Regions from separate parts of the Homo sapiens genome. Here all the other regions are linked to region 2. Evidence: read pairs that join two places in POLR2A ChIA-PET (ENCODE). Cell type or tissue: GM12878. All regions are shown on one strand.

The links. ChIA-PET counts read pairs that join two places held together with the same protein. Peaks named below come from ENCODE experiments on the same cell type or tissue, not always from the same donor. Only the 100,000 strongest peaks of a DNase experiment are listed, where the experiment ranks them.
Region 1: POLR2A ChIA-PET joins it to region 2 with 5 read pairs; 3 of 35 experiments call an interaction of 5 or more read pairs at or near these places.
Region 3: POLR2A ChIA-PET joins it to region 2 with 6 read pairs; 5 of 35 experiments call an interaction of 5 or more read pairs at or near these places.

What each region holds. Positions count from the first base shown.
Region 1 is chr1:52,716,663-52,720,662 of GRCh38, reverse strand. No RefSeq gene overlaps it. Among named protein-coding and RNA genes, the nearest start is that of ZYG11B, 7.8 kb to the left of the region's middle. In GM12878, no CTCF peak of the experiment used is centred here; no DNase peak of the experiment used is centred here.
Region 2 is chr1:52,657,509-52,661,508 of GRCh38, reverse strand. It overlaps a transcript of SHISAL2A not described here. Among named protein-coding and RNA genes, the nearest start is that of SHISAL2A, 26 kb to the right of the region's middle. In GM12878, no CTCF peak of the experiment used is centred here; a DNase peak (open chromatin) is centred at 1,963.
Region 3 is chr1:52,815,370-52,819,369 of GRCh38, reverse strand. ZYG11B (zyg-11 family member B, cell cycle regulator) reads right to left here. Exons shown (of 14, transcript NM_024646.3): 13 at 2,741-2,838. Among named protein-coding and RNA genes, the nearest start is that of ZYG11A, 25 kb to the left of the region's middle. In GM12878, no CTCF peak of the experiment used is centred here; no DNase peak of the experiment used is centred here.

The DNA.
Region 1 (4,000 bases), 59 kb before region 2:
TCCAGAGGCTGAGGCAGGAGAATCCCTTGAAACCGGGAGGCGGAGGTTGCAGTGAGCCAAGATTGCGCCGCTGTACTCCAGCCTGGGCAAAAGAGGGAAACTCCGTCTCAATAAATAAATAAATAAGTACAAAACAAAACCAAGATGCCATAACAGAAAAGATTGATAAATTCAGCTATGTAGAAATAAAAAATGTAAGGCAAAAGTCACCATAAGTAGAGTCAGATAACAAATGACTATATGTATATATGTATGCATTTCATATAGGAAAATGAATAATGTTTATATTTGTATTCAGAGCTGAAATCAATAAGAACAAAACCCAAGGGGAAAAATGCACAAAAGATGTGAACTGATAGTTCACAGAAAAAGAAATAGAAATGGCTCTTCAATGCTCACTCTTACTTATAATAATAAGATAAAGGCAAATTAGAATTTCTTTGAAATTACCATTTCTCATCTGTCAGATTGGCAAAGATCTATGATTGATAAGATACTGTGTGGAAAGGAGGGGTGATGTTGAACAGGTATGCTCATATTTTGTTGTTGGGAGTGTAATTGGGATAACTTCTATGGAGGATAATTTAACGGTGGCATTTATAACTTGTCTGAATGCATGTTCCCTTTGACCCAGCAATTTCCCTTTTTTTATTTCAGCAATTTCACTTTTAAAAGTTTAATTTATACACATGCTCAAGCCTTACTTGTAATAGCAAAAGATTGAAAACAACTTAATGTTTTATTTTTATTTTATTTATTTATAGAGACAGGGTCTCACTCTATTGCCCAGGTTGGAGTACAGTGGCCCAATCATCATTCGCTGCATCCTTGAACTCTGGAGCTCAAGCCATCCTCACACCTCAGCTTCCCAAGTAGCTGATACTATAGGCATGGCAGAAAAAATGAAAAAAAAAATTAACTTTTTGTACAGACGGGGTCTGGTTGATGTTGTCTAGGCTGGTCTCAAACTCCTGGCTTCAAGCAATCCATCTGTCTCAGCTTTCCAAAGCACTGGGATTATGGGCGTGAGCCACTGTACCTGGCTTAAATGTTTATTAATACAGACCTGGTTAAATAACAGTGTAGTTATACAATGCATAATCTACAGCCTTAAAAAGGAATGAGAAAGCTTTTTGTCTACTAATAGGGAAATAGCTTCAAAATCTACTGTTAAGTGAAAAAGCAATGCCCTAAATAGAATGTATTGCATGCTAATATTCCTGTAAGAACTGATGATAGTAATATCCGTTCCTAATTGCTTATATATGCATAAAATATCCCCAGAAGAATTTAACAGAAACTTAAATCATTTCTGCAATGAAGAAAACTGGATGGCCAGAGACAGGTAGGAGGAAGATTTTCATAGTGTATAATCTTTTGTATCTTTTTATTTATTTTTTATTTATTTTTACTTTTTTGAGACAGTCTTGTTCTGTCGCCCAGGTTGGAGTGCAGTGGCCCAATCTCTACTCACTGCAACCTCTACCTCACAGGTTCAAGTGATTCTCCTGCCACAGCCTCCCAAGTAGCTGAGACTACAGGTGCCGACCACCACACCTGGCTAATTTTTGTTTTTGTTTTTGTTTTTTGAGGCAGAGTCTCACTTTGTCACCCAGGCTGGAGCACAGTGGCACAATCTCGGCTCACTGCAACCTCTGCTTCCTGGGTTCAGGCAATTCTCCTGCCTCAGCCTCCTGAGTAGCTGGGATTATAGGCGCGTGACACCACGCCTGCCTAATTTTTGTATTTTTAGCAGAGACAGGGTTTCACCATGTTAGCCAGGCTGGTCACAAACTCCTGACCTCAAGTGATCCACCTGCCTCAGCCTCCCAAAGGGCTGGGATTACAGGTGTGAACCACCACACCCGACCTGATTTTTTTTAATCATGAAAATATATAACCTATTTTTAAAGTAAATCAATAATTTTAAAAGTAGTAATTTAGAGTCACTTATTCTACAAGTAAAAATAATTTTTACAATGAGAAATGGCTTTATTGATGTTCTAATTTTTTTTTTTAAGACAAGGTTTGTTCTGTCACCCTGGTTGGAGTGCAGTGGCACAGTCATGGCTCACTGCAGCCTCAACCTCTTGGGCTCAAGCAATCCTCCTGTCTCAGTCTCCCGAGTACCTCAGACTACAGGCACAAACCACCATGCTTGGCTAATGTAAAACAAAGTTGTTGCCGGGCACAGTGGCTCAAGGCTGTATCCCAGCACTTTGGGAGGCCAAGGAGCCAGGCAGATCACTTGAGGTCAGGAGTTTGAGACCAGCCTGGCCAACATGGCCAACATCTCTACTAAACCCCATCTCTACTAAAAAATACAAAAACTAGCCAGCTGTGGTGGTGGGTGCCTGTAATCCTAGCTACTTAGGAGGCTGAGGCAGGAGAATCACTTGAACCCGGGTGGCGGAGGTTGCAGTGAGCCGAGATCGCACCACTGCACTCCAGCCTGGGCGACAGAGCAAAACTCCTTCTTAAAAAAAAAATTTTTTTTAATGTTCTAATTTTAAAAGGGTCTGTACAGTTGTTGTTTTTTTTTTTAGTTTTTGTTGAGTTAATTAGAATCAGGGAGCCAAGATCGTGCCCCTGCACTCCAGCCTGGGTGACAGAGTGAGACCCTGTCTCAAAAAACAAACAACAACAACAAAGACTAAGGAGCACTGTACCAGGAGTCAGGATTGAATTCTAGTCCCTGGCTCTGATACTGGGGAGGTGTGATTTGATGACCTTTAGGCATTTGGCACCCTGAGATGCTGAGGCCTTGGACAAATCTTTCCTCTCCCTTTGGGGATAGGGGCTTGGTTTGATCATCTGTAAAATGTCCTGAGGGAGTAAGTGGTCAGGAGGGGTGAACTTCAAGCTCTCCACCAGTTCTAACATTCTGGCTCTGTGCTTAATCTCTGTCACCCGGGCTGGAGAGCAGTGGCATGACCTCAGCTCACTGCAACCTCCACTTCCTGGGTTCAAGCCATTCTTCCACCTCAGCTTCCTGAGTATCTGGGACTACAGGCATGCACCACCATGCCCAGCTAATTTTTGTCTTTTTAGTAGAGACGGGGTTTTGCCATGTTGGCCAGGCTGGTCTCGAACTCCTGGACTCAAAGGATCTGCCTGTCTCCGGCTCCCAAAGTGTTGAGATTACAGGCGTGAGCCATTGCACCTGGCCCCTAGAGTCTTGATTTATTTAGGCACCTATGACTCCAGGGTAGACAGGAAGTATCTAATATTTAACAAGGGCCATAAGAATTCTGAGATATTACGAGTATACGTGGAAAGTCCTCTTGACATGATGGCTCCAAAACCTCATAGGGGAGCTGGTAAGAACTCCTGACTATGGAATTAGAAATTATTATTATTATTTTATTTAGAGATGGAATCTTGCTCTGTCGCCCAGGCTGGAGTACAGTGGTGCGATCTTGGCTCACTGCAACCTCTACCTCCTGGATTCAAATGATTCTCCTTCCTTGGCCTCCCGAGTAGCTGGGATTATAAGTGTGCACCACCACACCCGGCTACTTTTTTTGTATTTTCAGTAGAGATGGAGTTTCACCATGTTGGCCAGGCTGGTCTCAAACTCCTGACTTCAAGTGATCTGCCCACCTCAGCCTCCCAAAGTACTGAGATTACAGGCATGAGCCACCACTCCCGGCTAATTTCTGTTTTTTTAGTAGAGATGGGGTTTTACCCTGTTGGCCAGGTTGGTCTTCAACTCCTGGCCTCAAGGGATCCACCCGCCTCAGCCTCCTAAAGTGCTGGGATTACAGGCATGAGCCACCATGCCAGCCTGGAATCAGAACTTATATACCCAGAGAAGAAAAAGGTAGATTAAAAAGCAATTAAGTATCTTTTCAACCTATCTTGATTGAAAGGAACAACAAAATGAACGTTTGGTACAGAAAGAAAACAAACTCCTTGGACCTATATGTGTATGTATATATGTACAGTGATGTAAACCAGGCCTTCTTTTTTTTTTTTTTTTGAGATGAAGTCTCACTCT
Region 2 (4,000 bases):
CTGTCTTGTGCCCTGGCCCCTGAGCCAACAGGCACAGATCAGGAGGAGCAGTGTCATGAGTCAGTCAGGCAGTAGAATGGCCTCCCCCTGACCGGAGGACAGATGTCTAGGGCCCAAGTCATTTCTTGTGGATACATGAGACATCACTGTCCTTTAGACTTCTGAAGGATCTGCAACCAAAGGGCCCCAAAGGCAGAGATCCTGAATGGCAAATTTCACTTCAATGTTACAGAGAACAGGAAGCAAGTGCTCACAAAAGGTGTTGTCGAGTTCCTTTCCATGCTTGAAACCCTTTCCTGTGGCTCCCTTTTGCCCTCGGGATAAAGACCAAGCCCCTTAATATGGCAAAGGCTTCAGGACTTGGCTCGTCTACCCTTCCAGCTTCATCTTTCACCATTCCCACCTTGTGTCTACCCAAACTGAACTACTTATTGTTACCTGAAAGAACCATATGGTCTCTCTTAGCCATAGGTCTTCATGTATGCTGTTCCTTCTGCCTTAAATGCTGTTCCTCATCTTGTACCAGAAACCTCCTTTCACCTGTCAGTGGGTCCTTTAAACTTAATCCAGTTATTGCTTACTCCAGGAGGCCTTCCCAAAGTCTTTGGCTAGATTAGGGATCTTTTGTAAATGCCTGTAGCAATGAGCTTCTTGAAGATAGGGATCGGGACCTCATTTAGCCAAGATTCTGGCAGAAAATCATTGTCAATCAATGTTGAATGGACAAACAAATGTGAACGTCTGAGAAAAAAACACCTAGCAGGATAGCTGTAAAGGGGAGTGGAATGTTCTAACGTTTCCAAGTTCCAAGATTCAACATTCTCTAATTCTGGGCTGAAGATTCACTCCCCTCCATCCGAAGCCCACTCTCCAGCTAGCTCCTCCGCCCTGTGCCCTCTGAGTGTTTGTTCTCAGGCAGGCACACACACATGTTCTGAACATAACCGGGAAAGCAATTTACAAGAAATAATTGCCGGTCGATGTGTGCTTGGGAACAGCGGTGAGCTCAGACTATTTCTGTCTGCGTATCAGCCCACCCAGCATCCTCCCACTGCGGCTGCCCTGGGGGAGGGGCTCCTATCACACAGGGTGGGCAGTTTGTTTCTAATGCAGGACCCAGACTAGCCAACCCCAGTGACAGCCGGCTCTGAGCCTTGATTGAATTCAAAGGAGAGGAGCTGTTGGGGGGCAGGGAGGGGCTTTATGAGGCCTAGGATGTGTAGGTCAGCAAAAGCAGCATGTACATTCCCTTTCTCCAACTGTTGGGGAAATTCTACCAGGTCTTCAGGGCCTTGCTCAGTGTGCGGTCTCCCCCACATCTCTCTGGCTCGGAGTCCTCAAAGCTTGTTTTTGTTCTTGCAGAGGCTGTTGTGCTCAAAGGGTGGTCTCAGACCAGCATCATCAGCATCACCTGGAATTTGTTAGAAATGCAAATTCTGGGGACTTACTCCTGACCTACTGAGTCAGACACTGGGGTAGGAGGCCAGCATTCTGTGTTTTAACAAGCCCTCCACACAGCTGATTCTGATGCAGCCTCGAGTTTGAGAACCACTGCCTTAGGCCGCGGATGACCACTTTAGCGTTTGGAATGCACACAGCATCTCCCCCTTCTGACTGCTAGCAGCCTAAAGGCAAGGGCATTATCAGATTCTTTCCTGAAACCTCCCAGTCTCCCTTGAAAGTGTTCAGAGAAAAGTTGGATTTTTCTGATGAGGATACCAAGGACAGAGAAGGAATTCGTCCTGTGAAGGGTCGCACAGAGCGTCAGGGACTAAACATCCCAATATCACCCAGCCCCACCACATATATACAAGTACCCTAAGCTCTTTCTATAACAAATAACTTGCAGGTCCTGGGCCACACTGGCTCGCTCTCACTATTGTGAACAAGCTGTATTCTGACCATAATGTTTTCTGTTCCTGTCTCACCTGGAAACTTTGAGTCATCTTTGATGATTCAGCTCAGACATCATTTCTTCCTCCCTAAAGCCCCATGAAGGGCCACCACTGGGCCTCCTGGCCATTTGTGTGCCTGCCTTGTCCTCCATGTGAGCCCCTTGAGGGTGAGAACTGTCTGATTCCTCTTGTTTGTGGCAACCTGCACAGGTCCTAGAATAGAATGGATACCACTAAGTGTGCAGTAAATGGACAAGGGTGCTGGGTTTTAAGTGCTGAAAATAGGCTGGGTGCAGTGGCTCACACCTGTAATCCCAACACGTTCAAGGCTAGCCTAGGCAACATAGCAACCACCCGTCTCGATAAAAAAAAAATTTAAAAATTAGCTGGACACAGTGGCACGCACCTGTAGTCACAGTTGCTTGGGAGGCTGAGGCAGAAGGATTGCTTGTGTCAGGAGTTTGAGGTTGCAGTGAGCTATGATCTCCACTGCACTCCAGCCTGGTGACAGAATGAGACTGTCTCAAAAAAAAAATGCTGAAATAAAAGAGCACACACACACACACACACACCACCACCACCACCACCACCAACAACAACAAATGAAGCAAGACCAGAACCAAAATCTCTTGACTTCCAGCCTAGAACACTTCTGTGGGTGACTCACCCTGTCTTGCCACCCCATCATGTACCCTTTGGCTGGCCTCAGGCACAGGTATCTAAGAGTGACTCTTTCACTGTTGCCAAATCCAGCAGCAGGTCATGTCACTGTCTGAAATGTCAAGAGCTGCTTTTGGTGGCTGCTGAGCTGCGTCTCCACAGTCCTTGTCTTGCATTCCGAAGGCGAAGCCTAAAAGCCATCGCCAAAGTTAGGAGAGCAGCCAGGAGGGAGGGCTGACAGTCAGCATCTTGCCCTAAGATTCCTTTGCGATCAGATTAATAATAAGACATGTTAAAAATAATAATAATAGCTAACACATAGTGCTTTCCATTTGCCAACACTTTTCTATGTACTTGCATGGACTTAGTAATTTAGTCCTTCCCCAAGCCCTATTAGAAGATACTACTAAGATTCCAGCTTATATAGATGAGAGGACTGAGGCACAGAGGTTACCTAGCAAGTAAGTGACAGGGGCAGGATTTTAACCAGGCATTTGGCTCCAGAGTTGTTCAGTATTACATAGTTTACTGTTATTGTCCATTTGTAATTTAAAAAGTCTTTTAGCAGGAATACTATGTTATCATCCATTGGTCATTTAAAAAGTCTTTTAACAGGCCAGGTGTGGTGGCTCACATCTGTAATCCCAGCACTTTGGGAGGCCAAGGCAGGCGGATCACTTGAGGTCAGGAGTTCAAGACCAGCCTGGCCAACATGGTGAAACCCCGTCTCCACTAAAAATACAAAAATTAGCCAGGCATGGTGGCACACACCTGTAGTCCCAATTACTTGGGAGGCTGAGGTGGGAGGATCACTTGAACCCGGAAGGCGGAGGTTGCACTGAGCTGAGATCATGCCATTGCACTCTAGCCTAAGTGACAGAGCAAAACTCCGTCTCAAAAAAAAAAAAAGTCTTCTAGTAATTTAATGTTTACGAAGTGAGTTCAAATCCATCACCTCATTGAACACTTGCAATAACCCAGCAAGGGGACTGAGGCTCAGGAAGACAAGGGACTTTATCAAGGCCACACAGTGGCAGAGTCCACCCTCTGGAGCCTGTATTCAGTCTGATAACCATTCATTCATTCATTCATTCTTCTTCTTTTTTTGTGATGAGGTCTTGCCCAGGCTGGAGTGCAGTGGTGTGATCATAGCTCACTGCAGCCTCGACCTCCAGGGCTCAACTGATTCTCCTGCTTCAGCCTCCCAAGTAGCTGCAACTACAGGTATAAGCCACCACATGTGGCTAATTTTTAAATTTTTTGTAGAGTCTGGGTCTCACTGTGTTGCCCAAGCTGGTCTTGAATAAGTGGGCTCAAGTGATCCATCCACCTTGTCCTCCCAAAGCTCTAGGACTACAGGCGTGAACTGCCGCGCCCTGCCCCTATTCATTCTCTCACTTAGCACTCACTCCTTCATCTACCTAAGAAATAGAATGACGCCTGAG
Region 3 (4,000 bases), 160 kb before region 2:
GGGAGTCCTCAGAACCTGTGGGTACAGTAAAAAGAAAACGACTTTAGGGCAGAGACAGTTTAATGTAGCTAAAGAGGCAGTTTTCGATTTATGAGTGAACAACTCTGCTTCTGGGTAATGTAGTAGGAAGGACCGGATAAGCCTCCAGGTGGGAGTTCAGGTGGGTACAAGGCAGTTTTCTCGGTCACATCCCATTCATTGAATTATTCTTCTTTATCTGACACAGAAGAGCTTTTACTGCATTGCCTTTTTGTGGTATGCAGTGAGTTTTCATCAAACAATACAAGAGAAGGAGCTGGGTGCGGTGGCTCATGCCTGTAATCCCAGCACTTTGAGAGGCCAAGGCGGGTGAGTTCGAGACCAGTCTGGCCAAAATTGTGAAACCCAGCCTCTACTAAAAATACAAAAATTAGCTGGGCATGGTGGCGTGTTCCTGTAGTCCCAGTTACTCGGGAGGCTGAGGTAGGAGAAATGCTTGAATCTGGGAGGTGTAGGTTGTGGTGAGCTGAGATCGTGTCACTGCACTCCAGCCTGGGCAACAGAGTGAGACTCCGTCTCCAAAAAAAAAAAAAAAACCCAAGCGAAAATCTCACTAAATGTTACTACTTCTGCTATAAGGATATTAGTAAAAACAACTCTCACATATCCTATATAAGGCCCTTTATAGTATGTCCCCTATTAAGGTCCAATAGAAGAAATTTAATTCATAGTTAACTTCTCATAAAAAATTCTCTCCCCTCCCCATCTCCCCTGACAAGGATATGGAATGTTTCCCTCTTATATGGAGAACCATGTCGCTTTTTACTTGCAGCAGAGCCACAAAAATCCCTATGCATGGCCTACAAGTCTACATTTGACTATTTTCCCTCTATCCTAGAATTTTTTTTTTTCTTTTTGAGACAGAGTCTCACTCTGTCACCCAGGCCAGAGTGCATGGTGCCATCACAGCTCACTGCAGCCTTGCTTTCTGGGCTCAGATGATGCTGCCACCTCAGCCTCCCAAGTAGCTGGGACTACAGGAGCACACCACAACACCTGGCTAATTTCTTTTACATCTTTTATAGAAACTAGGTTTCGCCATGTTGCCCAGGCTGGTCTCAAACTCCCGGGCTCAAGCGATCCACTCACCTCAACTTCAGAAAATGCTGGGATTATAGGGATGAGCCATTATGCCCGGCCCCTATAATTTTTGAAAAATTATTTTTCCTTACTTCTAATTAAAACTAAAAGTAGGCCAGGCACAGTGGCTCACACCTGTAAGCCCAGCACTTTGGGAGGCCGAGGTCGGTGGATCACCTGAGGTCAGGGGTTCAAGATCAGCCCAGCCAAAATGGTGAAACCCTGTCTCTACTAAAAATACGAAAATTAGCCAGGTGTGGTGGTGCAGGCCTATAGTCCCAGCTACTCTGGAGGTTGAGGCAAGAGAATCGCTTGAACCTGGGAGGTGGAGGGTGTGGTGAGCCGAGATCGCACCACTGCACTCCAGCCTGGGTGACAAAGTGAGACTCCATCTCAAAAAAAAAAAAAAAAAAAAAAAAAAAAAAAAAAAAAAAATATATATATATATATATATATATATATATATATATATACACATATATATACACACTTTACTATTAAAGTGGTTCTGTGTATTTCTTGTGTCAAATCATTTGTGGAATGAGTTTATATTAATAAATAATTAGGCCACGCTTGATGGCTGACGCCTGTAATGCCAGCACTTTGGGAGGAAGAGGCAGGCAGATCGTTCGAGCCTAGGAGTTTGACACCAGCCTGGCCAACATGATGAAACCCCATCTCTACAAAAAATACAAAAAAAAGCCAGGTATGGTGACGTGCACTTGTAGTCCTAGCTACAAGCTGAGGCAGGAGGATCATCTGAGCCTGGACGTCAAGGTTGCAGTGAGCTGTTACTATGCCACTGCACTCCAGCTCCAGTGATAGAGACAGACCTTGTCTCTAAATAAATAAATAAGAGTTACATCGTAGCTTTCAAAGAATAATATAGAACCTGATTCAAACACTTTGCTTCTTCAGAAACCATGGGTGCTGGCAGCGACATCTTGAACAACAGAATTTTGGGTGAATGAGAATTGGGCACCGGAATGTACCATAAACAGTGGATCTACTTAAGACCTTTTACTCAACAAATGGACTCACTGTAGTCTCCTAATCTTTAAATTCCTTGAGGTGAGAACAGTGTCTCATTCACCACTATTATTCAGTGTCTAGTTACACCATGCTCATTCTGAAAGAATACCTTAAGTTGGCCGGGCACAGTGGCTTATGCCTGTAATCCCAGCACTTTGGGAGGCTTAGGCGGGCGGATCACCTGAGGTCAGGAGTTTGAGACCAGCCTGGCCAACATGGTGAAACCCCGTCTCTACTAAAAAAAAATAATAATAATACAAAAATTAGCCGGGCATGGTGGCAGGTGCCTGATATCTCAGCTACTCGGGAGGCTGAGGCAGGAGAATCGCTTGAACCCAGGAGGCGGAGGTTCCAGTGAGCCGAGATCGCGCCACTGTACTCCAGCCTGGGGAACAAGAGCGAGACTTCGTCTCAAAAAAAAAAAAAAAAAAAAAAAAAGAATACCTTAAGTTTATAACCTAAGATGGCCTTACATTTTAAGTCAGTGTTCTTAAAAATCACTTTAATACACAATTTAGAAATATCTTTCCTGGGAAATGAGAATTTCACTTAAAGAAAAAAAACACAGTTCTTTTTTTTTGGTACATACGATTCTTGCTGCAGACATGTTGCATGGCCCAAACTGCCCATAGCTGAACTCCTGGTGTTGTGAAACAGCCAAGTAATGGGAAAAATGGATTAAAGGACCTAAAGGTTCAAAAGAAAAGAATCAAAGTTACATCCCATATTTAGCGTAATTTCCTAAAGCAGTGATTCCTAAACTTTTCATTTTCAAAATTTTATCCTATTATATTTAGACTAATATAAATGAGCTATAGAATATCATTTCTTTGTCTTAACCATTTCAGAGAAGACTGCATTCAGACATGACTCAGTACAGAAGATGGAAGGTGATTAGAACATGGTAGTGAAAGAGAAAAAATTTTTCCAAAAGCACTTTTTAGTCTTAAAGATACACATTTGAAGATAAGTAGATCTTGGTTTGGAAACTAAGAAATAGAGAAATTAGGTGATAACTAACTAGTAGAACACTATGAAAAAGATGTATAATTATCCCTTCTATTTTCTACTGGTCTGAATAAAAATAGGTGGAACATAAGTTGGAGAAATAAAAAAAATGTTGGCAACATCAGCATTTATGAACCAAACAAAAAAAATAAGTTGAATAAAAATTAAATACTTCAGGTAATTAGTAATTTAATTATCAAGTTATCTAATTACAAACAGAGTTAGGCATCCAGTATGCACTTCTTAATTTTTGTTATTTATTTATTTATTTATTTTGATACGGAGTCTCGCTCTGTCGCCCAGGCTGGAGTGCAGTGGCGCGATCTCAGCTCACTGCAACCTCCGCCTCCTGGGTTCACGGCATTCTCCTGCCTCAGCCTCCCAAGTAGCTGGGACTACAGGCGCCTGCCACCACGCCCGGCTAATTTTTTTGTATTTTTAGTAGAGACGGGGTTTCACCACGTTAGCCAGGATAGTCTCGATCTCCTGACCTCGTGATCTGCCCGCCTCGGCCTCCCAAAGTGCTGGGATTACAGGCATGAGCCACCATGCCCGGCCTATTTATTTATTTTTACATTTATTTATTTATTTGAGACAGGGTCTCACTCTGTTGCTCAGGCTGGAGTGCAGTAAGGCGATCTCAACTCATTGCAGCCTCAACCTTCCAGGCTCAAGCGATTCTCCCACCTTAGCCTCCCAAGCAGCTTGGACTACAGGGATGTGCCACCACAACTGGCTAATTTTTTATTTTTTGTAGAGACGGGGTCTCACTATGTTGCTCAGGCTGAGCTCAAGTGATCTACCTGCCTTGGCCTTCCGAAGTGGTGGGACTACAGGTGTA